Linked DNA regions of Homo sapiens: regions 2, 3 and 4 are each linked to region 1. The links are chromatin contacts, found by Hi-C or POLR2A ChIA-PET in ENCODE. All regions are on one chromosome and are shown on one strand. The core of a region is the stretch at or near the end of the contact, and the rest is flanking DNA. Distances in the headings are between cores, read along the strand shown.

The links. A loop is a pair of places that touch in the nucleus more often than their neighbours do. ChIA-PET counts read pairs that join two places held with the same protein, here RNA polymerase II (POLR2A). Pooled maps may share reads with other maps.
Region 2: a pooled map shows a loop between it and region 1 (4-fold over the local background). The contact joins the enhancer-like site here to the promoter of PDCL in region 1. A Hi-C loop is called at or near these places in 7 of 168 maps with a recorded cell type or tissue (A673, CD4-positive, alpha-beta memory T cell, GM12878 and 4 more), 23 of 37 single-sample maps with no recorded cell type and 15 of 50 pooled maps. POLR2A ChIA-PET finds 5 or more read pairs at or near these places in 5 of 52 experiments (BJ, GM10248, H1 and 2 more).
Region 3: a pooled map shows a loop between it and region 1 (4-fold over the local background). The contact joins the enhancer-like site here to the promoter of PDCL in region 1. A Hi-C loop is called at or near these places in 7 of 50 pooled maps. POLR2A ChIA-PET finds 5 or more read pairs at or near these places in 3 of 52 experiments (H1, OCI-LY7 and activated T-cell).
Region 4: a loop to region 1 is called in a map with no recorded cell type, with 8 times the contacts of the local background. The contact joins the enhancer-like site here to the promoter of PDCL in region 1. A Hi-C loop is called at or near these places in 1 of 37 single-sample maps with no recorded cell type and 3 of 50 pooled maps. POLR2A ChIA-PET finds 5 or more read pairs at or near these places in 1 of 52 experiments (GM12878).

The regions. Positions count from the first base shown.
Region 1 is chr9:122,825,775-122,832,488 of GRCh38, reverse strand. It overlaps PDCL (phosducin like), which reads left to right and starts at 3,901. Exons shown (of 4, transcript NM_005388.5): 1 at 3,901-4,018; 2 at 5,697-5,873. The coding sequence starts at 5,702. RefSeq lists an enhancer at 3,705-3,999.
Region 2 is chr9:123,332,478-123,339,191 of GRCh38, reverse strand. It overlaps LOC124902266 (a long non-coding RNA gene), which reads left to right. Exons shown (of 2, transcript XR_007061760.1): 2 at 61-1,791. Among named protein-coding and RNA genes, the nearest start is that of CRB2, 20 kb to the left of the region's middle. RefSeq lists enhancers at 1-107, 968-1,127. Within about 2 kb of position 3,816, at least 7 of the 41 ENCODE cell types and tissues checked have a DNase peak (open chromatin) inside an H3K27ac peak, as active enhancers do; they include A673 and OCI-LY7, where a contact is called at or near this core.
Region 3 is chr9:123,316,628-123,323,341 of GRCh38, reverse strand. LOC105376265 (a long non-coding RNA gene) reads left to right here and starts at 1,348. Exons shown (of 4, transcript XR_930331.3): 1 at 1,348-1,425. RefSeq lists an enhancer at 5,083-5,192. Within about 2 kb of position 4,366, at least 6 of the 41 ENCODE cell types and tissues checked have a DNase peak (open chromatin) inside an H3K27ac peak, as active enhancers do.
Region 4 is chr9:123,172,602-123,179,315 of GRCh38, reverse strand. It overlaps STRBP (spermatid perinuclear RNA binding protein), which reads left to right. Exons shown (of 19, transcript NM_018387.5): 4 at 89-309; 5 at 5,474-5,639. Among named protein-coding and RNA genes, the nearest start is that of MIR600HG, 60 kb to the right of the region's middle. RefSeq lists enhancers at 3,031-3,090, 3,811-4,522. Within about 2 kb of position 3,440, at least 4 of the 41 ENCODE cell types and tissues checked have a DNase peak (open chromatin) inside an H3K27ac peak, as active enhancers do; they include GM12878, where a contact is called at or near this core.

The DNA of each region.
Region 1 (6,714 bases), core at 2,652-5,151:
TAAGAAAGACATTCTGTTGCAACAGATGGAACACCCTGCCATACACACACCACCACCACCACCAGAGAAGGAAAGTTAAGGTGAGAGAGAAAGAAAGAGAAACAAGGGAGGGGAAAGGACAAAAGGAGAGGGAGCAGAAAAGGCACAAGGGAAGAGAAAGGAAGGGAAGGAAAAGAAAAATAAAAGAATTCAGGAAATGAAGAAAAAGAAAGAAAAGACAAGACAGATGGGCAAGCTGTTTATCTCAAACAGTCCTCATATGGTTTGGTGTCATTCAAAATCATCTCTGGACCTTTAATTCTTATAGAAAAAATAAAGTAACAGGACAAATTTGTTCTAAATTTACAAAAATATTGGTAGAAAAAATCTAACATGAGAAACTCATTGTAAGACCAAATCTTGTTTTGCCTCTGTTATGATTTGGAAAAACTGTAAGAGTGGATCAAGTCTTGGAACTCATGCTTCAAGGAATTTAATCATTTATTTTATTTATTTATCTAGCTATTTATTTATTTATTTTTTTGTGGAGATGGAGTCTCATTCTGTCTCCCAGGCTGGAGTGCAGTGGCATGATCTCAGCTCACTGCAACCTCCTTCTACCGGGTTCAGGTGATTCTCCTGCCTCAGCCTCCCAAGTAGCTGGGATTACAGTAGGCATGCTCCACTCAGCCCGGCTAATTTTTGTATCTTTAGTAGAGATGGGGTTTCACCATGTCGGCCAGGCTGGTCTTGAACTCCTGGCCTAAAATGATCTGCCTGCCTCAGCCTCCCAAAATGGTGGGATTACAGGCATAAGCCATCGTGCCCGGCCTATTTAATCACTTATATATGAATTTCATTCAGTTACTTCAAAATTTTAAATATTTTTAAAAATAGCCTATAAATCTGGTTGGATCAAGGTTTCCCTTGCTTAAAGATAAATGCTTTAGCCGTCACAAGACAGCTCATGGGTTGTTTTCCCCACTAGGGAATACCTTTAATATACTCTACTGATAAACAGCCCAACAAAAACCTTACAGTAGCGGTAAAATACCTTTAAAACTATAAATTACATACAGTATGCTCATTAAACAGAAACTTCATTATCCACATCATTCCACATTTCTTTTTTTTTTTTTTGAGACGGAGTCTCACTCTGTTGCCAGGCTGGAGTACAGTGGCATAATCTCAGCTCACTGCAACCTCCACCTCCTGGGTTCAAGCGATTCTCCTGCCTTAGCCTCCCCAGTAGCTGAGACTACAGGCGTGCGCCACCATGCCCAGCTAATTTTTGTATTTTTAGTAGAGACGGGGTTTCACCATATTGGCCAGGATGGTCTTGATCTCTTGACCTCGTGATCTGCCCACCTCGGCCTCCCAAAGTGCTGGGATTACAGGTGTGAGCCACCATGCCTGGCCCATTCCACATTTCTAACAGGAAAAATGAGTGGTTCTGTTGGATATTATTAGATAGCTAACTCATGTACACATATTCCTGACAGATGCAAGCTACATTCCCAACAAAGACATCACTATATCTATACAACCAGGAGACTGAATATATTAAAAGGTCTGAATTTGAGACCAACGTGGGCAACATAGCAAGACCCCATTTCTACTTTTTTTAAAAAAGGTTGAATATGGCCGGGCGCGGTGGCTCACGCCTGTAATCCCAGCACTTTGGGAGGCCGAGGCGGGTGTATCACGAGGTCAGGAGATCGAGACCATCCTGGCTAACACGGTGAAACCCCGTCTCTACTAAAAAATACAAAAATTAGCCGGGCGTGGTGGCGGGAGCCTGTAACCTGGGAGGCGGAGATTGCAGTGAGCCGAGAATTGCGCCACTGCACTCCAGCCTTGGCAACAGAGTAAGACTCCGTCTTAAATAAATAAATAAATAAATAAACCAGTGTCGGGCAGTTCTTTATAGCAGTATGAACTGCCTGACACTGGGTTATTTATTTACAGCAGTATGAAAACGGACTTATTAATACAGTATTCTTGAATGGGTGTGTGTTTGTGTGTGGTATTTTTTGACTCCTCTGAGGGCCTCAGCAAACAGCCTCTCTGAAAACAGGCAGGTACAGAAATTTGCAGACAATTTCAGGTGGTCCTAGAACCACAAATTAAGATCCCCTACCCCAAATTAAGAGCCCTATTTTAAACAGTGTATCTTTCTAGAATATTTTCTATGATTCAATTTACCCAAAGCTTTCTATGAGCAACTTCACGGTTGTGTATTGGATACTTCAACAAGGGCTCAGAATTTGAAATCATTTTAGGTTTTAAAAAAGTTGCAAAAACAGACGACAAAGTATGCCTGAGGAAAAAGAAAAAAAAGTTGCAAAATATCATAGTATGGCTTTACCCTGGAAGAAGAAAACAAAGTTGCAAAAATAGGATAGTGCTTCCCTAGATTCTTCATCTAATAGAATCTCCAAAAGTTCACATCTTACATAGTATAATTATTAAAACTATTGATACAATACTACTAATATGAATTAATAGGCCTTATTCAAATTTCGTCAGTTGTCCCATTCATGTCCTTTTTATTTTTCTTTTTTGAGACGGAGTCTCAGTCTTGACCCCCAAGCTGGAGTGCAGTGGTGCGATCTCAGCTGTCTGCAACCTCCGCCTCCCGGGTTCAAGCGATTCTCCTGCCTCAGCCTCCGAGTAGCTGGGATTACAAGTGTGCACCACCATGCCCGGCTAATTTTTGTATTTTTAGTAAAGACGGGGTTTCGCCATGTTGGCCAGGCTGGTCTCGAACTCCTGACCTCAGGTGATCTGCCCGCCTCGGCCTCCCAAAGTGCTGGGATTACAGGAGTGAACCACCGCACCCGGCCCCATGTCCTTTTTCTATACCAGGAGCCAATTCCGGATTTCACATTACATTCCTGCTCTGTCACCCAGGCTGGCCTCCAAGTCCTGGGCTGAGCGATCCTCCCGCCTCAGCCTCCTGCGTAGCTGGGACTACAGGCGCGCGCCACCACTCCTGGCTGCCGCTTCTTTAAAATGGTGAAACCCCGTCTCTACTAAAAATAGAAAAAATTAGCCGGGTCTGCTGGCGGACGCCTGTAATCCCAGCTACTCTGGAGGCTGAGGCAGGAGAATCTCTTGAACCCGGGAGGCGGAGGTTGCAGTGAGCCGAGATCGCGTCACTGCACTCCAGCCTGGGCAAGAAGAGCGAAACTCCGTCAAAAAAATATATATATATATTTTAATCTATGCCCTGTACTTGAGGGATTTGTGCTCTCGGGCAAATTACCGAACGTCTCTGAGTCACTTTTCCGTCTAATAGACGTGATGCGATGAAGAACCAATAAAAAACACACTTTGAATGGCTTCGGAAACTTCGAAGGGAAGTGAATACATTTTTCTTTTCTTTCTTTCTTTTTTTTTGAGACAGTCTCGCTCTGTCGCCCAGGCTGGGGTGCAGTGGCGCGATCTCGGCCCACTTCAACTTCTGCCTCCTGGGTTTAAGCGATTCTCCTGCCTCAGCCTCCCGAGTAGCTTGGATTACAGGCGTCGGCCACCAGGCCCGGCTAATTTCTGTATTTTTAGTAGAGACGGGTTTTCAACGTGTTGGCCAGGCTGGTCTTGAACTCATGACCTTAAGTGATCCGCCCGCCTCGGCCTCCTAAAGTGCTGGCATTACAGGCGTGAGCCACCGCGCCCGGCCTGTGAATACATTTTTCTTATTGCTTGACGCTGGGTCATACAATTCACTTTTTTGTTGTGCAGATTAAAACCAAAACAAAGCAATTAGGAGAGCGTTGTTGTCGAGGTGTTTTGTTCCAAGGTAGGACCCGTAGCTTCTCCCCTGCCCCTCAGCTGGGAGTAGCGGCTTCTGATTGGACAATGCGCGTCCGCCACGACGCAGGAAGGCCGCCTCATTGGTCCGCGCTGTCGGGCTTCGGCGGCTTTTCTCTTTAGCGCTCAGGGCGCTGACCCACTGCTCTTCCTCTTAAGAAAGTGCTCCATTCCTTCCGGCGCCCGGAGCTGCTGGCCCAAAGGGATCCGGAGCGAGCTAGGGCAGGTAACTGCATTGGGGTCCACCGGGAAGCGGCAGCAGCTGCGGACTACGGGAGGGAGTGGGGTTGGCGAGCTTGGGTAAAACTGCCCCTTCTTCGCTCTGTCTCGACCCCCAAGTTCTCCGCGTCTTCCTCGTCCCCTTTCCTCCTCTGGCCCCACCTCCCCCGGGCCCTTCCAGCCTTCCCCCAAAAGCTCCACACACCCCTCTGCTTCCCGTCCGGGGGCCCCGCCTCCTCTGCTCGCGTCTCCAGGGGGCCCGCCCTCGTCTCCTCCCCGCAGCGGTCCCTCCTTTAGGAGCGCAACTCCTTCCCTCCCCTCCGCCGCTGCTGTGTCCCCCGCTTGGCCCATTCCTGGGCCTTAAGTTTGGTTTTGTTCCTTCTTGGCACCTCCACCTGTCTCTCCATGATCCCTGTCTCCTTTGCATCTGACTGCTGGAGTCCTCCGATTCTCCCGTTGACCCAGGCTGCGAGTTTAGCAAATTGTGCAGCGGCATTGTGCTGGGCTTTGGGGATAGAGGTAGTGACTAGAGGTCCCTACGTTCAAGAACTCCTTGCCCGGTGGGAGAGAGTCACTTTGTAAATGGAGTATGATAGGCCCGGTGATAAGTCTTTAAGGCAGCCGCATTCCTGCTGAATTCTCAAGCAGGCCTCTGGGGGCTAAGCTGCATCTTTTCATCAGAATGCCCTTGGCTACTTCTGATGCAGAAGCCTGGTCCTTTATATTTTTAGTTTTTATTTTTTTTTGAAACAGAGTCTCGCTCTGTCTCCCAGGCTGGAGTGCAGTGGCGTGATCTTGGCTCACTGCAACCTCCGCCTCCCGGATTCAAGAGATTCTCGTGCCTCAGCCTCCTGAGTAGCTGGGAAAACAGACACCCGCCACCACACCTGGCTAATTTTTGTTTGTTTGTTTGTTTGCTTTTACTAGTAGAGACAAGAGTTTCGCCATGTTAGCCAGGCTGGTCTCGAATACCTGGTCTCAAGTGATCCTCCCTCCTCGGCCTCCCTAAGTGCTGGGATTACCTGCGCGAGCCCGGCCATCATAGTCCTTTAAACCCTTGGGAGTTATTAAAATCTTTGTATGGGCCCTTCTTTTAAACTGTCAGAATAGGTAGCGTTTCAGAGACCATCCATCCAAGCCCTCAGGGTGTTGTCTGGGAAGTTGAAGGCTGGTGACAGAGAGTGATTGCCTAGACAAATAGTGACTCAGCATTGTACTCTTGATGCCTCTTTTTGGGGTTTTTCCTGAGGATACTTAAACAATTTTTCAATTAGGCAGCAGTCTTAGCTGGTGGGAAAACTAAAAGCACAGATAAAACCACTAGTCAGTAGATTCCTCCAAGCCAGTGCAGGTGGCTTGTACACTTAACTCAGACTAGAGTAATTTATACCTCAGGCTCTTGGAGTCAGGAATCCCTGGGGTCTGGTCCCAGCTCCGTCATTCGCTGTTAAGCTTGGTGAAGACTCTTCCTTTATCTGAGCTTCAGTTTTACCTTCTGTTAAAGAGTGTGATAAGCCCTAACACACAGGGTAACGGTAGGGATTTGTTAAGATTTTGGTTATGAAAATAATCACTTTAGTGTCCTGGAAATTGTAGGATCTCAGCACAGGCGAGCCCCCTATGCTTCAGATTCATGTCTGTCTGGCTCAAATCAGCAAAGAACCTGATATGCTTTCTTTTTCCAGACACCATGACCACCCTTGATGATAAGTTGCTGGGGGAGAAACTGCAGTACTACTATAGCAGCAGTGAGGATGAGGACAGTGACCACGAGGACAAGGACCGAGGCAGATGTGCCCCAGCCAGCAGTTCTGTGCCTGCAGAGGCTGAGCTGGCAGGCGAAGGCATCTCAGTTAACACAGGTACTGAGAAACCCTGGGCTCTGGGAACAGGCTTAAAAAATGTACATTAAATACATATTAATTAAATACATATTAATAAATTAATTCTCCTGATCACTTTTAACTCTGGTCCCACTTTCAGAGGTAACCTAGTCTTTTCATTATGTGTGCTTCTAGCCTTTTAGTGCACAATACAAATGTATGTGCATAGCAGCATGGTAATGAACACAGACTGGCCTGGATTTGAATCCTGCATCTCGTATTAACAGTTTGATATCTCATAAATCACAAGTATGAGTATATGGGTAGTGCAAATTCCTAAAAATGGCATATTTACACTTGTACATTTTAATATTGTCAAATTGCTGTCAGTTGAGTTGAGGTGGCAGTAGTTTATAGTTTAATCAGCAATCTGTGTTTCTCCGTACACTTGACCTCCTACTGTGTTATGAAACTCCTTGATCTTTGCTATTGTAGTAATTCATTGTAGGTTTATTTCCGCCCCCACCACCTTTTTTTTGTTTTGTTTTGTTTTTTTGTTTTTTAAGACAAGTTCTCACCTTGTTGCTCAGGCTGGAGTGCCTTGGTGCCATAATGGCTCACTGCAGCCTCAACTTCCTGAGCTCAAATGATCCTTCTGCCTCAGCTTCCATGAGGTTCCTCTCTTAAAAAGCTGGGACCACGTGTAGCTGGGACCACAGGCGCTTGCCACCGTGCCCAGCTAATTTATTTCTTTATTTTTTGTAGAGATGGGGTCTCACTTTGTTGCCCAGGCTGGCCTCACACTGCTGGCCTCAAGCGATCATCTGCCTCAGCGTCCCATAGGCATGAACCAATGCACTGGGCCCATATTTATTTTTAA
Region 2 (6,714 bases), core at 2,567-5,066, 510 kb before region 1:
ACGTCACCAAGTCTTCGCAGAACCCTCGAGTGACTCACCACCGTTATTCCTGTTTTACAGATAAGGAAACCGAAGCACAGAGAGGCAGGTCATCTGGCTGAGGTCACACAGCCACACGGCGAGAGAGCAGTGAAGCTGGAGTTCCAGCAAGCTCCACCTGGCGAGAATTCAAGCCCTGCCATGGGCCACCTCTCTGGAGGAAGAGAAAGCCAGCTTCAGACTCTGCCTCTCTCAATCCTTATACAAGGCCAGAGAGCGCTTGAGGCTTCCAGGCACTCCTATGCTTACACACCTTCCATGGCTCCCAGCTGCCCTCCAGATAAAGAACAATCTCCTCAGTGTGGCCCTTGAGGTCCTGTGATCTGGCCTCTGTCCACCACCAGGGCCCCCCTCCTGGCCAGATCTCTGAGCCTCGGCCAAGCTGACCTGCTTCTCTCAGGGCCTCAACAGGGCCGATCTCCATCCCTGCTGTTCCCTTGGTCCAGCATGCTGTTCCCCTCTAGTTGCTTCTCCTTACCCTGGGGGCCTCCACTCAAATGCCACCTCCTCCACTGGCCGGACGCTGCCATTAACCTGCTCGAGTGCTCTCCCTGCAAAACTCAGCACAGGCTGGGCACAGTGGCTCATGCCTGTAATCCCAGCACTTTGGGAGGCCGAGGTAGGATGACTGTTCGAGCCCAGGAGTTCAAAACCAGCCTGGGCAACAAAGTGAGATCCTGTCTCTATTTTTTAAAAAATTAGCCGGGCGCAGTGGAGCACAACTGTAGTCCCAGCTACTCAGGAGCTTAAGGCTAGGGGGTAGCTTGAGCCCAGGAGTTCGAGGCTGCAGTGAGCTGTGATCACATCACTGCACTCCCACCTGGGTAACAGAGCAAGACCCTGTCTCAAAAAAAAAAAAAAAAAAAAAAGACCCATAGCACAATTGTAATCATGTGGGTCATTGTGGGGTGGTGAGTCACAGCTGGTGAGTGGCAGAATCAAGACCAGGTCCAGGTGGTACAGCCACAGAGCTGGTGCCCCCAAGTACTCGGCTGCTCACACGGGCCCCAAGAGACCTCCTCACTGGCAAGAGGAAGCCACCTCCTCTCAGAAGAATGAGCAGGGCTAGAGTACAGTGGCACAATCACTTCTCACTGCAGTCTCGAACTCTCTGGCTCAAGCAATCCTCCCACCTCAGCCTCCTGAGTAGCTGGGACTACAGTCGTGTGCCACCACACCTAGCTAATTTTTTCTATTTCTTGTAGAGGTGGAGTCTTCCTATATAGCTCAGGCTGGTCTCAAAATCCTGGACTCAAGCAATCCTCCTGCCTCAGCCTTCCAAAGTGCTGGGATTACAGACATGAACCACCGTCCCCTGTAACTACTGTTTAAGAAAGTAAAAAGATGCAGAAGAAGTTAATCTAATATTTTGTTTAACCCACTATACTCCAAATATCATTCCTACATGTAATCAAGATAAAAAAAATTATTAATGGCTGGGTGCCATGGCTCACGCCTGTAATCCCAGCATTTTGAGAGGCCGAGGCAGGCGGATCACCTAGGGTCAGGAGTTCAAGACCAGCCTGACCAACGTGGTGAAACCCTGTCTCTACTAAAAATGCAAAAATTAGCCAGGATTGGTGGCGTGTGCCTGTAGTCCCAGCTACTCAAAAGGCTAAGACAGGAGAATTGCTTGATCTTAGGAGGCAGAGTCTACAGTGAGCCAAGATTGCGCTGCTGCACTCTAGCCTGGGCAACAGAGCAAGACTCTGTCTAAAAAAAAAAATAATAATAAATAAATAATCATTGAGATATCTTACTTTCTTCCATACTAAGTCTTCAAAATCCAGTGTGTATTTCACACTTGTAACACATCTCAGTTTGGAACAGCTGCATTTCAACTGCTCAACAGCCACATGTGGCCAGAGGCTACTGCACTGGGCAGCACAGTGCTAGACTATAAACTCCATGAGGGCAGGGACCAAGCCATACCCACAATTATTAAATCTAGCATCTGACACAGAGTGGACACTCAAGAAATGTTTGTTGACTGACTAGCTGAATGAAAGAATGAATGAACAAATGAATGAAGGAATGAACAAATGATCTAAGGCCTTCTCAGATCTGAAGCCACACTCCCAGCACAGGCCATGGGAAGGGCATGGAGATGAATTCCAGCCCCACCTCTGCACCCACTTCTCTGAGTGACTGTAAGTACCTCCACTTTTGGGGCCTCAGTTTCTCCAGCTGGTCAATGGCTGGGGGGCTGGACTCTTGTGATTTTTCTGGGCTCTCACTAGAGGACTTTACCCAGAAGATGGGAGTTGGGCCCTCGGTGAAGTTCCCTCCTCCATGCCACCCCATCACCCTACTCTCCCTCCACCTGTAAGATAGGAGATCTCAGGAAAGGCCTCCAGGTGGCCTTCTGTACAGAGTGGAGCCACACCCAAGAGGGGAAAGCTGAGGCAAGGCTTGGTACCTTGGCACAGGCAGCAAGGCCAGGGTGGGGGTGCTGAGGCTTGGCCTCCTCCCTCCAGCATCATCACCCCCACACCTCACATTTGTTCAGAGTTGAGAAGAGAGCAGGGCGGGGCTTATCCTTTCAGTTCTGCAGAGAAGGATAAAAGAGACCGAGAGACATGCCAAGACCAGTCTGAGGTCACATGGGGGGCATGACAGAACTGGCTACTGCCCTAGACCTCTGTTTTTCTCATATGAAAAATGGATACAAAATGTGTCGTCATCCTATCAAACATCAATGCCTCAAATCCAAGCTCCACTACTTAACAGCCCTGTGATCTTGGGCAAGGTTTACCTGGCTGTGCCTCAACATCCTTATTTGTAAATGGGTATCATAATAGTGGCAACCTTGCGGGGTTGTTGAACCATTAATGTGTGAACGTATGTAAAGCGCTCATAAGAATATCTAGGACACTGTGAACGCCATATGAGTGATAGATATTATTATCAGCCTTTATCACAGAGCTGTACTGCAGTTTAAATAAAGGAAGAGGTGTGACCAGGGTTTGCAAACTCTGAAGTCCCCTCTGGAGAGGTAAGCACCTTTTGGCTGCAAAGAATGTTGCAAACTATAAAATGCCGTGTGACTTGCAAAGCACTTTGTAAATGTTGCCGCAGTGAGGAGGCTATTGTAGGTTAGCCTTTCATAATCCAAAAAGCACTTCAAAATCATAAATCACTTTGGGGACCGAAGAGCTCTTTGTAGGGGCTTTCTAGACTGTTGAGTGCTGTGCAAGTCAGAGACAAGTGGCCTTTCAAAGACATGAGCAAGAAGCCGGGGGGGAGTGGGGAGAGAAAGAAACCAGCCCCAGAGAATAAAAACAGCAGTCGTTTTCCTCTGCTCTCGTCACCTCCCGTGCCAGCCAGTGCAGAGAAATTCCAGCAGATCTGCAGATTCCTGCGATTCTGTGCTGAGGCCAGGGAGGCCTCCCTGCATCGCTGACTCAGCCAAACGAGAGGGTGTGAGTTAAGCAGGAATCAGCTCCATCTTCCTTGCTTCTGTGCCTCTTCTTTTTTCTTCCTTCTGCCACAAAGGCAATGAACCTGACACCATTTAAAGATTTCCCTCTTTGGCCTCCTGATGACCTTGCCCTGAGGCCCAGACTTGGGCCTGCTCTGGAGACCCAGCCTGGGATGTCTGCCACCCCCATCATGGAAGGAGTAATAGGGCTGTGAGGGCAGAGGGCAGGTGGGGCCAGGCAAAGACCCTGGGCTCCAATCCCAGTTCTGCTATTTCTCATCTATGACCTCGGGCAAGTTCATTTACTTCTCTGAGGCTGAGTCCCTCAGCCATAACATGGGGTTGACAATGCTCATCTTGTGTGTCATCGTTAGGTGGCCTGGTGTGCATGCAAGTTCTGTCCCTTCCTCTAACTGTAGGCATGAGGGCCTTCTGATAAGGGAGAAATAGATACCAAGGCAGCTTCTACAGTGTAGGGGCTTTGAGCATGAGTTTTCAAATCATAAAAACTTGGGTTCAAATCCTGGCTCTGGCCAGGCCCGGTGGTTCACGCCTGTAATCTCAGCATTTGGGGAGGCTGAGGCAGTCAGATCAGATCACTTAAGCCCAGGAGTTCCAGACTAGCCTGGACAACATGGCAAAACCTAGTCTCTATAAAAAATTTAAAAATTAGTTGGGCATGGTGGCACACTCCTACAGTCCCAGCTACTCTGGAGGTTAAGGATTAATGCCTACAATCCCAGAGTAGCAGGGAGGATCGCTTGAGCCCAGGAGACGAAGTTTGCCATGAGCCAAGATCACACCACTGCACTCCAGCCTGAGTGACAGAGTGAGACCCTGTCTCAAAACAAAAAACAAAACAAACAAACAAAACTTCTGGCTGTGCAACAAACCAGCTGTGTGTCTTTAGGCAGGTCATATTACCTTTCTGAGCCTCTATTTCCTTGACCCATAGGATGAGCATAATAGTCTATCTTGTAAAGTGTTTACAAGGACTTGAGACATGATGCATATGGCATGTGTGGCACAAAACCTGGCACACAATCACAGCTCAATGAATGGTCACGATGATTCCCCCACCTCCCCAGGCTAGTTTGACAGTCTCATTGTATTCCATCATATCACACACGTCTCCTTCAGGTGTTTCCTCATGCTTTCAAGTAATAGATTAAAAGCTTCTGGACCCAGCCAGAACCTGCCACCCCTGCTATTTCTGCAAACCCCCCTGAGATCCCTTTTCCACAGCTCACTCTCCTCTACTCATATCTCTATCTGCAATATGTCAACCTCAATGTGAAACTCAACTCCTTCTTGAGCCTGTCACAAGCCAGGCATGAACAATACATCCTCTGCTATAGATTTCATTAACGGGAGAGGGGTCTACACTGCAGCCTCTCTTCCCAGGAATTGTGGTGAACATAGTCATCTTCGTCCAGTTACAACCATGGGTCTGTATACCCCTTGAGGGATGTGGCTACGTGCCTTGTTCGCTGTTGCTTCCCCAACACCCAGTGCAATATCTGGCCCCCAAGAGGCAGATCTAAAACACGCGGTGAGTAAATTAATATACGACAGGGAAAGACGCTCTTGAGCTGGGGGAGAATCATGTGGTTGTCCAGTGCCCTCAGCTCTCAGGTCAGTTTTGTGGCAAGGGGACAGATTTGGTCCCCGCTGCAGTCAGGAAGAGGCTGATACTGATGTGTGTCCATTTCAGACCTCAGAAATAACCACCTGCCCAATACAGTCTTGGCCTTTTCAAGGTTCATGTGCCTATTAACACTTGGGGATCCTTCTTCACCCTCAGGTCTGATGCTTTCCCATCAGCAATTGTCACCAAGAGTGACTAAGACACAGGACAGTGGTTCCCCAAACCAGCTGCACATCAGAAGCCCCTGGGAAGCTTTGGAACACCAGAGCCACTTGGAGGTCAGGTTCCCCCGAGATCCTGATTCAAATGGTCTGGTGTGGGGCCTGATAATTGATTTGTTTAAAAATCATAGCTGATTCAAAATTATATCACTGACGGCCAGGCGTGGTGGCTCATGCCTATAATCCCAGCACTTTGGGAGGCTGAGGCAGGTGGATCACCTGAGGTCAGGAGTTTGAGACCAGCCTGGCCAACATGGTGAAACCCTGCCTCTACTAAAAACACAAAAATTAGCTGGGTGTGGTGGTACGTGCCTGTAATCCCAGCTACACAGGAGGCTGAGGCAGGAGAATTGCTTGAAGCCAGGAGGCGGAGGTTGCAGTGAGCCGAGATTGTGCCATTGCACTCCAGCCTGGATGACAAAGCAAGATTCCATCTCAAAAAAGAAAGAATAAAGAAAAAGAAAAAAAATCACTGAGGCAGAGAAAGGTACTTTTTGTTTTGTTTTGTTTTGTTTTTTAACAAATGGGTCTATGAATGCCTGCGGGCTTTCCATCTAAAGCCCTCCATGAGTCAGGCAGTCTGTGGGCTGGATGAGGGCCCGGCTGAATGCTGGAGAGGAAAGCATGTGGGCTTTGGAGTGACTGTAGATGTGGTTTTGAATTTTACAACGTCCTGGCTCTGTAGCCTTGGGAAAGTCACTTCACCAATCTGAGCCTGGGCTTCCTCCTCCATCAATTAGCAATCAGAATTCCTGCCTCACAGGTCGGCTGGGAATAATCAATGAGAGAATGTCGTATGTAATTATCTGGCACAGGGCCCAGCCTAGGGTTGGCGCTTTGTAAAGTGAGGTTCTGTTGCCTTCCTGAGCAAGCTTGGGGTAGGAGGGGAGGGCAAGTGTGGCCCCCACATTGGCCTGAGCCCTTGATGGGAAGAACACTGGACTGGGAGAAAGGAGGTGTGGCCCTGTCCTAGTTCTAGACCATCATGAGGTGTGACCTTGGCCAAGTCACTCCCATCTCTGAGGCTCGGCGACCCCATTTGACTCAACCCTAGGAGGTAGTTAAGTGGTGAGATTTAGGGGGAGATTGACCTGGTTCAGCCAATTATCTGGGGCAAGGCACTCAACCTATTTCTTTGGACCTCAGTTTCCTCCTCTGTAAGACAGAGATCCATTGGTGCAGATTCTTCCCAATTCTGTGTTCAGTGATATCATATTGGTAGCTTGAAATCAACCATAGTGGGAGTATTTACACCAAGGAAATTGGCAAACATTACACATCAGGGATCCCCCCTCACCTTCCCCCAGCAGTTTACCAGCACACCACTGGAACTCAGATAACGATACCTTCCGCCATGCATGTTGGGAGTTTCAGAAAGCTATTGC
Region 3 (6,714 bases), core at 3,117-5,616, 490 kb before region 1:
CAAAGAGATGCCCAAGGTCACACAGCCTGTGTAAACAGAGCAGAATTTGAGCCCAGGCATCGGATTTCAAGCCCCTGCTCTCAGCCTCTGCTCAAAGTCGTGTGAAGGAGTTCGGTAGACGTTAGGTAGATGATCACGTAAGTAAGATCTAATGACAGAACCATGGAGGAAAGATCGCGGGGAGTATAACAGGGAGGACTGATCTATCCAGGATGTGGGTTGCGGGAGGGGGTGAGAGTCAGAGAATGATTATTAAGGGTCCTTTAAGCTGAAGTCTTCAGGAAGAGGAGTTTGCTGGGGGAAGGGCTCAGGAAAGGCACATTCCAAGCAGTGAGAACTGCATGTGTAGAGACCCTGAGGCTTCAGCCCTGTCACCAGGACCCCCTCGGAGCCTGGCCACAGGGAGCCGGCAGCCAGAGGCACAGGGCTGCACCTCAGCTGGGCCCACTTCCTCTCTGTCTGCCAGCTTTATTTTTAGATCTCTCACTTTCCGATGCCATGAGTGAGCCAGCAAGGTCTGGGCCTTCCTCATCAGATTGTTTATGTTCTACCCCATCGGTGTCTCCATCACGGCCCCTCCCCTCCCAGGAGTGATCTGCAGGCCTGATTGGAAGCCCTGGTTTCTTCTCTGATGTTGTTATTGACTATTCCACTCCTCTGACTGGGGCCACTGGGTCTCCCCACCTCACCCTTCTGCCTGCTTTCTCTCCTTCTTCCCATTAGCTCAATTCCACTCCACTCCAACGATCCTATCTGTGCCAGACACTGGGATGAGTGTTGACAAGACAGACCTAAATGACACAAGGGTCTTTGGCATCACATGTGCTAGAATCCAGGTAAGCATGGATGATTCATAGTGCAAACTGAGACAGGTGTGAAAGTGAAAGGGGTGCTATTAATAATGATTGGTTATTAATAATGCCAGCACCACAGTGCAAGCCCAGGCAACTGAGAAACATGGTCACCCGAGTTCATTAGGACAGAAAAATGAGGAGAGATTTGTCCAATGGAGGACAAATGGAAGGGAGTCTCAGCAGCGGGGAACAGCATGTGTAAATATTTGGCAAGTTTGGGGGAGAATGGTGAGTTCATGGTGGCAATAACCTGAGACATGGGTCTTCATACCCCAATCCTGAGCCATGGAGAAAGGAAAGAAGGAGAGTCCAGCTGGATTCCAGGTGAGAAAATGTGGACAGTTTAATATGACTAGCACAGGGTGGCAAAAACCTTGCAGTTCTGCCGCCCCTGCGTCCATGGCAGGCATCACTAATTGATCACCGCACTCTCCTTCCCACTGAACCCTGATTCAACCCTCACAGCCCTCAACACAGTGCTCTGGGGCCAGTCATTACCAACTGTCACACTGTGTGTACCTGGCTGGAGATGAGGGTGGAGATCACATCAAGAGAAGCCTAGAATTTGAAAGTAAGAAGTTGAAATATGATTCTCTGGGTAATAGGGAGCCATCAGATGTGAAGGGAAGTGATGAAACTAAGATTAAGGCTTAGGAAGGTCACTGCCAGTGGAGGGGAGGAACTTGGGCAGGGAAACTAGTGAGACCCGTGCTGACGTCCAGGCCATGAACCTGAACCTGAACCAGGAGCAGAGAAGTAGGTCTGGTGACCGAGGAGATGTTGTGGGGCAGGAAAGAGGAGAGGGCAGTTAGGATGATGCCCTGACTTCCGGATGTCTAGCCCTGTGTCTGGGAAGATGCTGTGGGCAAGGCTGGTGTAAAGGCACCATGGGAGGTCCTGATAGGAATCTTCTGTTCCAGAGGTCACCAGTGAGAGCCACCCTGAGACTCTGTCCCCCAGGGGGAGAGAGGCCAAATCGGTCTGGTTGAGCTTTACCTTGAGAGACACCAGAATTTGCACATATACACCTTTTCAGACATAAAAATGTCTTCTCTACCCCTCAGAACTCTGCAGAGGAGGGGAGACTTGATCTGCTGATCAAGTCTGGGGGTGACTGTAAGAAGCGGGGGGACTCACGTGTCATTCCCTGGCCAGACATCTGCTCAGCCCCAGGGCCATCAGATGGGGTTGTGGAGAGCAGTGCCAGGGAAAGGCCCCTGGGCTTCCGGTTCCTGGGAGACACGGGGGTCTGGGAGCAGAGGCTATGGAAGGTAAGACTCGGGGGCTGCAGATTCTTGAACCCATGCTTGGACCCTCTCAGCACGGGTCCAAGAATCTCAACATAAGGGAGGGGTGTGGCACAGGGGCCGGCCAAAGATTAACTGGAAGGTGTCACTTCTCTGGGGAGAAACCACCAGTGCCTGAGGAAGGGGCCTGGAATTGAGTCCCTGATCAGTGGGGCCTATAGGGGCCTTCACCTACAACCGCCAGGTGTCAGGCTTTGAGCTCAGCCCACCACAGCCATGGGTTACAGGAGGGGCACCACACAATCTTCTAGCCAAGGGTCAGTCCAGAGACAGCTGTGTCCTTCTTTCTTCTCCTCAAGCCCCAACCCTAGGGGTGAGCCCAGAGAAGGGGTGTGAGTGTGTGTGCGTGTGACCTCTGAACTCCCCAAAACACACACACACTCACACTTCAAGCCCTTAGAGCTCCCAGCCCAGCTTGCCTTGCAGAGGAAGAACTAAATTTTGAAACAGATCTGAGCCTGAAGGTTTTTCGTTGTTGTTTGTTTTGTTTTGTTTATTTGTTTTTGAGGCAGAGTTTCGCTCTTGTTGCCCAGGCTGGAGTGCAATGGCATGATCTCGGCTCATTGCAACCTCTGCCTCCTGGGTCTGCGATTCTCCTGCCTCAGCCTCCCGAGTAGCTGGGATTACAGGAGCCCGCCACCACGCCCAGCTAATTTTTGTATTTTTAGTAGAGACGGGGTTTCACCATGTTGACCAAGCTGGTCTCAAACTCCTGACCTCAGGTGATTTGCCCGCCTCGGCCTCCCAAAGTGCTGAGATTGCAGGTGTGAGCCACCATGCCCGGCCTGAGCCTGAAGTTTTAAAATTACCAGGTCTTAACTAGAATAAGACTGTTCTTATAGCCAAAACCATCTGAAAGAAATGGAACCCAGGTGTGGTCAAAGACACATAACTCCCAGCCAGGCAGAGGGCTTCATGGAGTCCTGTTGGTGGCAGTTACTAGAAAAATAAAATTGTGTCATAATTGGAAACCTAAGAGCTGAAGGTCCTCAGCTGTTTACAAAGTAAATACAAAAGCAAGAGTGGATTTGAAGGGGGAAAGATTGTTGGAGATAAGGGTGGAATGAGGTTTTATTGAGAGGTTTTAGACAGAGGGACCCAGGAAGTTCTGACACCATCTTTCCCTTCACTCTTCTCTGCGCAGTCCCCAAGGAGCCATCTCTGCAGGGAACAGAGAATTGAAGGAAACAGGTCCCTGTGCTGTCAGTTGGGTTTCTGTCCTCTGTCCCATGCCCTTCCTAGGTTGACTTAAAGCTCAGGATGGCCTCTCCCTCCAAGGCCAAACCAAATCTCAGGATCCCCTCACCTTGCGTTTTCCCGGGGAGCGGGGGCCATGGCTTCCACAGCACGGTGCGAAGGCAGCCGAGAGGGAGAGCCCAGATTGGATGGAAAGGAAGAAGAGCACCAGCATGAGGCAGAGAGGCGCGAGGCCAAGGGTGGGGTCGGATTCCTGGGAAGCTGGCTCCGCCAGGGGGCTTGAGGTCTGGCGCATAGCTCTCCCCTTTGCGGGTGAGGGTTGGGGGACGAAGAAAAGAGCACTTGTCACCTTTTGCTCCCTATCCCCAGGGAGGCAGAAGAATTCAATTTGGGACCCCCTGAATGTGAGGGTCTGTGGCACAGCATGGGGTGAAGGATGCCAGATCAGGGGCTCCCAGGAGAGAACTCAGGGAAGAAGCTGGAACTCTGGTAGTTGTCAGGATGCAGGTGACACTGCAAACCTCGGAGGGAGAGCATAGAGGGAGAGAAGCGGCAGCAAGAAGAACAAACGGAGCCTGGGAGAAGCCGACACCGAGGGAAGGGAGCAAAGCTAGGAACTCACCTAAGAGCTCTGCAGCTGGGAGATCTGACTCCTGGCTGTCTTCCTGGCCAGACCTCCCCTCTGGCAGCAGACAAGATGCATCTCTCACCAAGCCTGCTGCTCTGGGAAACCTAATGGCTTTTGAGTCTGCCCAGGTGGGCAGCGGGACAAGTTTACCTCCCTGCTTCCTGCCATCTCCCTCTCGCCGGCTCTGGCTGCTGCTTCGGCTGCTTCTGAGGCAGCCCCTCCAGGCCCAGGCTGCCCTCCCATTCCAGGCCCAGTGCTCCAGACTTTCTCCTCATCAGAGTTTACCAGCCTGGTCTCATTCCCTCCTCCCTGTCCCTTGCCAAGTTCTGCCTGGCTCCCTGCCCCTCTCTTCCCTTCTCCTTAGAACAGGAGCCAATTGAGGCCTGCCTTCAGAGTCAGCTCCACGCCAAGCCCTGGGACCCTTCCATTAATGGCAGCAAAGTCAGCCCAGGATCTGGGAGCCAGCATCAAGGACCCTCCCCTTAGAAGTTCATTTGACTGTCCTTATGCCCCAGTACCAAAAAGAAGGTTTTTGCCTCCAGAAACTGAGACCCAAGGACTCCAAGCCGCTCTCTGGCCTTTTTCTTGCATATATCATCAGCCCACCCCATGCCAAACATACCCCAGAGTCTTCATCCTCCAACTCCAGCCCAAGGGGAGGCATGGGGGCGTAGAGAGGTAGCTGATGTTCCCAGGGTTTGGGGCATCAGTTTACCACCTTTGTGTAATCCATTTGTCAGCTGGGGCCTCCCTTCCTCTTGACTATTTCAAAAATATCAGTTCAAATGCATATTTCACACCCTATGGAAGTGTAACACTGTCCCCAATATTTCGGAGAGTTCTGGAATGGCTTGCCTTTTCATACTCCCCTCTGCATCAGAGCTGCAGCTTCTGCTAAATTCGTTTAGTGTCTGGCTTGGGCCGCTGACCCAGGCCTGCTGTTTCATTTTGACACAGCTCTGACTGAGACGTGGAACTCAGCCAGCACCTTCCTCTGTTTCACCAGAAACCCATCTCAGAAGGTATTTGTGTACAAAGCAGGCAGAGGGAGATTTAGGGAGGTCAGAAGGATGGTTTTAAGAAGCGCTGCAATTCATATACCTTCCAACGAACACTGGACAATCCTGTTCTTAAAAGTTCTTTTGTGGCCGGGCGCGGTGGCTCACGCCTATAATCCCAACACTTTGGGAGGCCAAGGTGGGCAGATCACCTGAGGTCAGGAGTTCGAGACCAGCCAGGCCAACATGGCGAAACCCCATCTCCACTAAAAATACAAAAATTAGCTGGGTGTGGTGGCAGGTGCCTGTAATCCCAGCTACTCAGGAGGTGGAGGCAGGAGGTTGCAGTGATCTGAGATCAAGCCACTGCACTCCAGCCTGGGCAACAGAGCGAGACTCCATCTCAGAAAGAATAAAAATAAAAAATAAATAAAAGTTCTTTTGTTAACTCCCCCTTCAGGAAGTTTTCCCTGGCACCTTTACCTCCCATGGCACCACAACTCCCAGCCTCCTCAGGCTTTTTCCTTCATCCTTTGTGCATCTCTCTCCCTTGAGAGGCAAGACAGTGCCGTGGTTAAATGCAAGCGTTCTGCTCCCACATGGCCCGACTGTGAACCTGGCTCTGCTTTTTTTTTTTGAGACAGAGTCTCACTGTCGCCCAGGCTGGAGTGCGGTGACGCAATCTCCGCTCACTGCAACCCCCGCTCCTCCTAGGTTCAAGTGATTCTCCTGCCTCAGCCTCCTGAGTAGCTGGCATTACAGTCACCCGCCACCACGCCCGGCTAATTTTTTGTATTTTTAGTAGAGACGGGGTTTCACTATGTTGGCCAGGCTGGTCTTGAACTCCTGACCTCGTGATCCGCCCATCTCAGCCTCCCAAAGTGTTGAGATTACAGGCACGAGCCATCGCGCCCGGCCTGGCTCTGCATTTTATCAGCTGTGTGATCATAGCAGAGTTACCTAACCTCTCTGAACCTTAATCACATCTGCAAGTGAGGATAATAAAAGTTGAAGATAGTAGGTTGGTGGTGAGGATTTCATCAAACAGTTATGGGAAACACTTAGCACAGCGCCAGCTCCACCATGTTAGCTGTTGCTGCTGTTGTTCACCCCTTCAAATTCTTCCCATACCCTTTCCCAAATCCTGCCCGTCTTTGCCTATTCGAACCCATGAAGAGGCAGGGTGTGGTGGCTCACACTTGTAATCCCAGCACTTTGCGAGGCCAAGGCAAGAGGATCATTTAAGGCCAGAAGTTCAAGACCAGCCTAGGCAACATTGCGAGACCTGCCTCTCTCTGTCTCTCTCAAATTATATATGTAATATATAATTATATATAATATATGATATGTATATTATATTTATATTATAATATATTATATATAATATTTATATTATAATTATATTATATATAATGTTTATATTTTATAGTTTATATAATATTTATATAATTATAATATATAATTATATATTAATAATTATTAATATGATAAAATTATATTAAATATGTTATATATTATCTATATTATATTATATTAATATGTTATCTATATAAAACATATTTAATATAATTTTATAATATATAAATATATATATTATTTTAAAATACAAGCCCATGAAGAGCTCAGAAACAGGAGGTTTCAATGCACAAGACTGGCCCTCCTTGTTGAGGTTGTAAATGGGCTCTGTCACTGTCACATGTAAATGGGCTTGAGAGGGACTTCACATTCGT
Region 4 (6,714 bases), core at 2,191-4,690, 350 kb before region 1:
TGGGTTGGCTAAAGATATAGTTGTATATCATCTTTTTCAGGTGATGTTTCTTTTGTTGAAGTAATTGTTTTCGTTCTCCTTCTAACAGAGATCTATTCGATCTTTTGCTAATGATGATCGCCATGTTATGGTGAAACATTCAACAATCTATCCATCTCCGGAGGAACTTGAAGCTGTTCAGAATATGGTATCTACTGTTGAATGTGCTCTTAAACATGTCTCAGATTGGTTGGATGAAACAAATAAAGGCACAAAAACAGAGGGTGAGACAGAAGTGAAGAAAGATGAGGCCGGAGAAAACTATTCCAAGTGAGTGTGGACTGACCTCTGGGACGCTGTGCTAGAGTGCACAGCAAAGCTCTAAGGTCTGCTGGATTGAGTGTGTGTTATGCTGTTTTTTGGATTTTGTCTTATGCATATGTGAGACTATAACCAAGGAAGTAAATGTTACATGGAGATTTTCTGAGTTAAATTTGAAAGGAAAGCAAGTAAAGAATAAAGATTAGAGCCAGAGAAAGAAAATGGACCTGCTTAGGATCCCTTTTGAGAGAACACCAAGTCCTTTAAAATCATTATGTTTCAAAGTTATGATCTTTTTCCTGTGTTGATTCAGCCTCCTAAATTTTCAAATAAATAGTAGTGTTTTTGATCTCTGGGGAGATCATAAAATACCATTTTTGTAAGGCATTTAAAAATCCTTGTGTAGAAGAAAGAGTGTAGGAAAATGTATTTTAAAGGTATTTTTGACTGTATCTACCTCACTGATTCCCAGGAATTTAGCAGTGTCTTGCATATCATAACTGCTCTTTGTATATTTGTGGATTGGATAAAGATCTAATGGGACCCACACCCCTCAACAATTATAGTAGCATATTCTAAGTGTGACAATAATAGATTAGTGAAACTGAAATGGTACCTGGAGTTAGGTCATTAATCTTTTTATGCCAGGCTAAGCTTAAAGTTACTGTTTTGAGCAGTTGTCACAATGATTGGAATAAGTGTCTAACTTTGAAAGATGGAGCTCATTTGACTATACTCTATGAATAAAAACATTGCTTTGGCTATAATTTGTAAGTGAAAGAGGTTACAGAATTTTTGCAGCTTTTAACTTTAAATCAGTGTGATAAGTAAATAATAATAGGAAAGTATTGATAAATGGATTTTCTTCACTGAAAGATAGTATAACTTTTTTTATCTTCAGATCAAAGATAATCAGTGTGTCAGTTTTATTGCTGAAGAGCACAATTTTTTTAAACTATTTACAGGCAGTTTATACATTGTGTCTGGTCATGGTCTTGTCACTGAAGGTTCTTGGAAATGTGTAATTTTTCTCATATATGATGTCTGTACAAATGTTACTGTTAGATTTGGAATTCATGTTCATTAGTAATGTTATCTAATTATTTAGTTCTATATGTATCTCAGCTCCTGTGCAAGTTAAATAGTCACGTATTCCAGATTTAAGTTGCACTTTGCTACATGTTTATGTCATGTTAAAAATTTTTTTATTGTGGTAAAATATATAACATAAGATTTGCTATTTTTACTAATTGTAAGTATACATTTCAGTGAAGTTTATGTCTTTTTAATACATTTTCTAATTTTGTTTCTTCTCAAGCCTGGCATATTTTGGAAAGCACTCCTATAGACTTGCTTAACTGGATGAGGTCTGTGATTTAAAGACTTGTACAGGATAATATGCTCCATACTTTTATTTGAAGTTTTATTTTTATTTTTATTTTTTTAGAGATAGGGTGCTCTGTTGCCCAGGCTGGAGCGTAGTAGTGTGATCATAGCTTATTGTAGCCTTGAACTCCTGGGCTCAAGTGATCCTCCTACATCAGCCTCTTGAATAGCTAGGACTATAAGTGTGTGCCATCATGCCTGGCTAATTTAAAAAAAAAGAATTTCGTTTGGAGAGACAGAGTCTTGCTGCATTGCCGAATTTGGTCTCGAATTCCTGACCTCAAGCTATCCTGCCTTGGCCTCCCAAAGTGCTGGGATTACAGACATGAGCCACCATGCCAGGCCTGGATTTTATACTTCTGTGTGTGGATGCTCTTGGTTGTCTATGTACAGTCTTTCCGTTTTGTGGAACAGTCCCTGGGTGAGCCCTTGCCTATGATCCTTCCCATGTGGTGGAACTCAAGGAGTGCAGAATGAGATTCTATTCTTATATCAGAGGCTGGCATGTATTCCAAGGACAGAGTTGTGTTCTGGTAATAAACATATATTGTGCACCTGGTGAGTGTTAACCACTCTGAAGGACACAGAGATGGGTGGGGGGTAGCTTGTATTTATTAAGCAATTAAGCATTTTCCATTGCCAGGCACGGTTAGGCAGCTTTTACCTATGCTGTCTTAATTTAACTTAATGCTTTACCTTTTTCAAAATGGATTCAAAAGTCAAATAACTTATACAAGGTCCTACAATATGTATTATTAGGAATATTAGAATTCTGTTTTTAATTTTAAATTCACATATAGTAAATTCAAATACATTGGGTTGCTTGCTTTACAATAACTGCTATGTTCCAATTTTTAAATTGAAATTCAGAACTGTTTGAATTAGGAATTGATTTTTTGCTCAATCATGCTGTCTTCTACCTGTGGGCTGATAAGACCAAGTATATCATAATTATGGTTTAGAATTTAATAACTGAGCTAATAACAGCTACTGTTTATTGAGTGCCAACTATTGTACCACATACTTTTCCTACTATCTTGCAGCAAATCTACCAGTCTCTAATATTATTATCTTCCTTTCTCCACTCCTGTTTTACTTGTGAAATTTCCTGTGCTCCAAACTTGCTTATAAAAAAAAGAGTGACTCAGAATCATTAACAAACTTTAACTTGCTTAAGGCTACTTAGTAAATATGTGTGGTTGAACCAGGACTCATATTGAAGTTTCTCTGACTCCAGATCCAGTTTTCTTAGCATCTATTCTTCAGTTTCCTGTGAATAACATGTGAAAGTACAGAGCAGGGAGAGACGATGATGTGCTGGTTCTGGAAATCTGCAAAAGCTCCATGAAGGAGGTAGCACTTGGAATAGGCTCAGAGGATGGATAGGGGTAGGGTTTTGGCATGTGGTGAAAGTGAAAGAAAAAAATAAATCTCAGCACCGATCTAGGTATGAGAAAGTATAGAACTGTTTAAGGAATAATAACTGTTGTTTATTGAGCTGTTAATATCTGTTGGGCTCTGGCCAAAGTTTGTTAACATATATTCTCACTACCACTCTGTGAGAAAGGTATTATTCCTGTTTTACAAATGAGGAAGCAGGCTCAAAAGAAGTCAAGTTATTTGAAATTTGTCCAATGTCACACAGTAAGTAGCAGAGCCAGGATTTGAACCAGGAAGCGATGTCATTTTCTAAATTGCTTTCCAATATGGTAAGTGTCCAAGTGTTCAGTGGGACACCAATGAATTAGTAGGTAGAGTGTTATCCAATCAGCGCCTTTGGAAGATTATTCTGGTTGCTGTATACAGTACTTTGGAGATGACAGAGGTCAGAAAGGCCAGTAAGGAGGAGGTTATTGAGGTGGTCTACGTGAGAGGTAATAAAAGCCTGAAGAAACTGGTTTGCAAGTTTGATGGTGATTATAGAGGGATAATTTATAAACCATTACAATATTAGACTTGGAAGAATGAGAGGACAAGGATACAGAGGAAGAAGAAATCAAAGATGACTGATTCTCTATTGTTAATATCAGACAATTGCCTACACTTGGTCACCTGCTTTAAAATGCTTTTTATTTCTATATTTATACCACCTTTAACATTTTTCATTGATTTAATGTTTATTGAATCTCTATAAGTGTGCCAGGCACTGAACCCATGGCTGGATTATTTATCTTCCTTTCTAGTTTCCACTGCCACAATTTGTTTCTCTTCCTTCTCCCTTTCCATTTTATTCTCAACTCTGCTGATTCTTGCCCAACTCTGCTGATTCTTTGCTTATAGCTAGAATGACTGTTTCCCATCTAGGTAGATCAAGATTCTGCTGAAGTCAGACTTTCAGTTTGCCTTGCTTGACATCTCTAATTTTGACCTCTCCCTTTTCTGAACTTGGGAAGCAATCATATAATGTAAGGGACCTGAATGTTGTGGTCAAAACAACTTAGGTTTGAATTTAGGCTTTGCCATTTTACTTTCTTGGTGAACTTGAACAATTAACTTTTCTGAGGCTCACATTTCTTGTCTTGCAAATGGAGGCTTGTGGTGAGATTTAAATGAGAATATGTGACACCTGTTTGTGCTCAGATGTTACTTTCTCTTCCCCTTTTAAATAGGGCACTTAAACTGTTACTGCTTTTGTTGCTTAACTACAGAGTAAGCCTCAGGAGCAGGAGAGACTGTAACTCCTGTAAATATGTTTGCCATACCCAAACACTTGCTTATTTGTTGAAAGACGGTTAAACTTAGTTACTATTTTCATTTGTGATTAAGGGAAATGAACCAATAAGAAACTTTTAGAATTAAAATCAAGGATAGATGAGCACCTTTCTTATGCACCATTTATGACTTGATTTCTTTGAGTGTTTGCTCTTTTAGCTACTCCTGGATTTGGAATGCATATGCTGGCAGTTTATCTTTCCTTCCTTAGCTCTATACTTTTATCACATTTTTCTGCTTTCCCCATAAGCTGATATAGAAAGGGAGGCACTTTAGAATGATATAGTTGGGAGGAACTTTAGCTCATCTAGCCAATAGTCATTTTACTGTTGTGGATACTGAGTCAGCAGGCACTACGAGTAGAATCCAGGTCTTTTAGATTTCTGTGCTGATGTTCTTTCCCAATATACAGTGGTATTCATGTTCCTCACAAATTGCCTAATTACTACTAACACAGAAGGAAGTTTATTTTTATTTTTTGAGACAGGGTCTCATTCTGTCACCCACGCTGGAGTGCAGTGGTGCAAACATGGTTCAGTGCAGCCTCAACCTCCTGGGCTCAAACAATCCTCTCTCCATTGCTTCTTGAATAGCTGGCACTACAGGTGCATGCCACTACACCTGGCTAATTGTTTTACATTTTTTGTGGCAACAGGGTGTTACTGTGTTGCCCAGGTTGGTCTTGAACTACTGGGCTCAAATGATCCTCCTGCCTTGACCTCCCAAAGTGTTGGGATTACAGGCATGAGCCACTGCACCTGGCCAGAAGGAAATTTAAAAGAACAATTTGAAAAAATATTTAAGAGAATACAGTATTTTTGAGTTTTCTTAAGCAATATAAATGTAGTAAAGAATTACAAGATCTGTAGTATGAAATACGTTCCCCATTGACTCCTTGAGGGAAGATAGATACTTTATAAGCCTCAAATCTGAGGCTTAATTTTGTGGATACTTGGATGTCTGGATTTACATACTCCCTTATCAGTTTGTAAGAGTATTCAGGAAGCCAAGTGATGATTAAGTTATAGTTTGGGAAATAGGTTGTGAAAGTAATCATGCAGACTTTTATTTTTAGGGATCAAGGTGGTCGGACATTGTGTGGTGTAATGAGGATTGGCCTGGTTGCAAAAGGCTTGCTGATTAAAGATGATATGGACTTGGAGCTGGTTTTAATGTGCAAAGACAAACCCACAGAGACCCTGTTAAATACAGTCAAAGATAATCTTCCTATTCAGATTCAGGTGAGTACAGTTTAACTGCACCTCTAGGCGAATTTGTAAAAAGGTGAAATAGGTAGTGACTTTGAAAAAATTATTAACCAGAATTGCTAATAGCTAATAGGATAGACACAGACAAAATGAGTACTGCTACTCTGGGTCAATGACTAATTCATCACAGTTAAAGCAAACTTCTGGTGATTTGTACTCAGGATATATTTACCAAATTAAGATGGCCATTAAGGTACCATCTTAAACTTTTCCGTTGTATCTTGCTGAGAATCTTCATTTTTTCCAGGCTAGGTCTCACCATTATAAAGTTCTTGGAAGGGTTGGTATACTGCAGAAAAGAATTGGAAGATTGAAAACAGCCTAGATACTTTCTAGCGACTAAGAGACTTTCTTATCAACGAGAGACTTTCATAGATAGTAATTTTTAAAACTGAAGACTCAGTTAATTTGCCACCTCTTTGTTCTGTTAATGGAAATTACTGTTTATTTCTTGTCTCCAAACCTTTTTTACACTGGGATGCATTTAGAAAAATATGATGCTGGCATGTTCCCTGGAGGATGCTGCTGAAGGCTGAAGGCTCCTCAGGGATGAAGGTAACCATTCTGGGGTTCTGGTCATTCTAGGACCTGCCCTGCCAGCCTACCCCAAGGACTCATTGCATCACTGATTGGGAGTCTGTGATCATCTTCAGTTTCAGATGCATATTGTCTGTGGTCCAATTAAATTACAGCTTTTGATAATTTTATATTAGTTTGTCTTCATATCAATGCCACAGAAATAGATGTTGGCCTCTAAGTCCAAACTTGTGAATTGTTGAATGCTCCCCACCACCACTCACTTTTTAAAATTTAGTTTCTTTTATTTGTATATCTTTTAAAAGGGGTCTTTTTTTCAAGATGTATGAATTCTAAGTTTGTTTTTCTTAGCTTTGTTACTAGATCATTTTCTTTCATATTCACTAGCTGACCCTCAAAACCATCTCTGATTTTTTAGTACCATTCTTGACACTCAGATTTATTTTACTGATTGGCACATTCTCCTGTATTAATTTTGGGGGCACTATGTTATCATTTTGTCTTAATATAT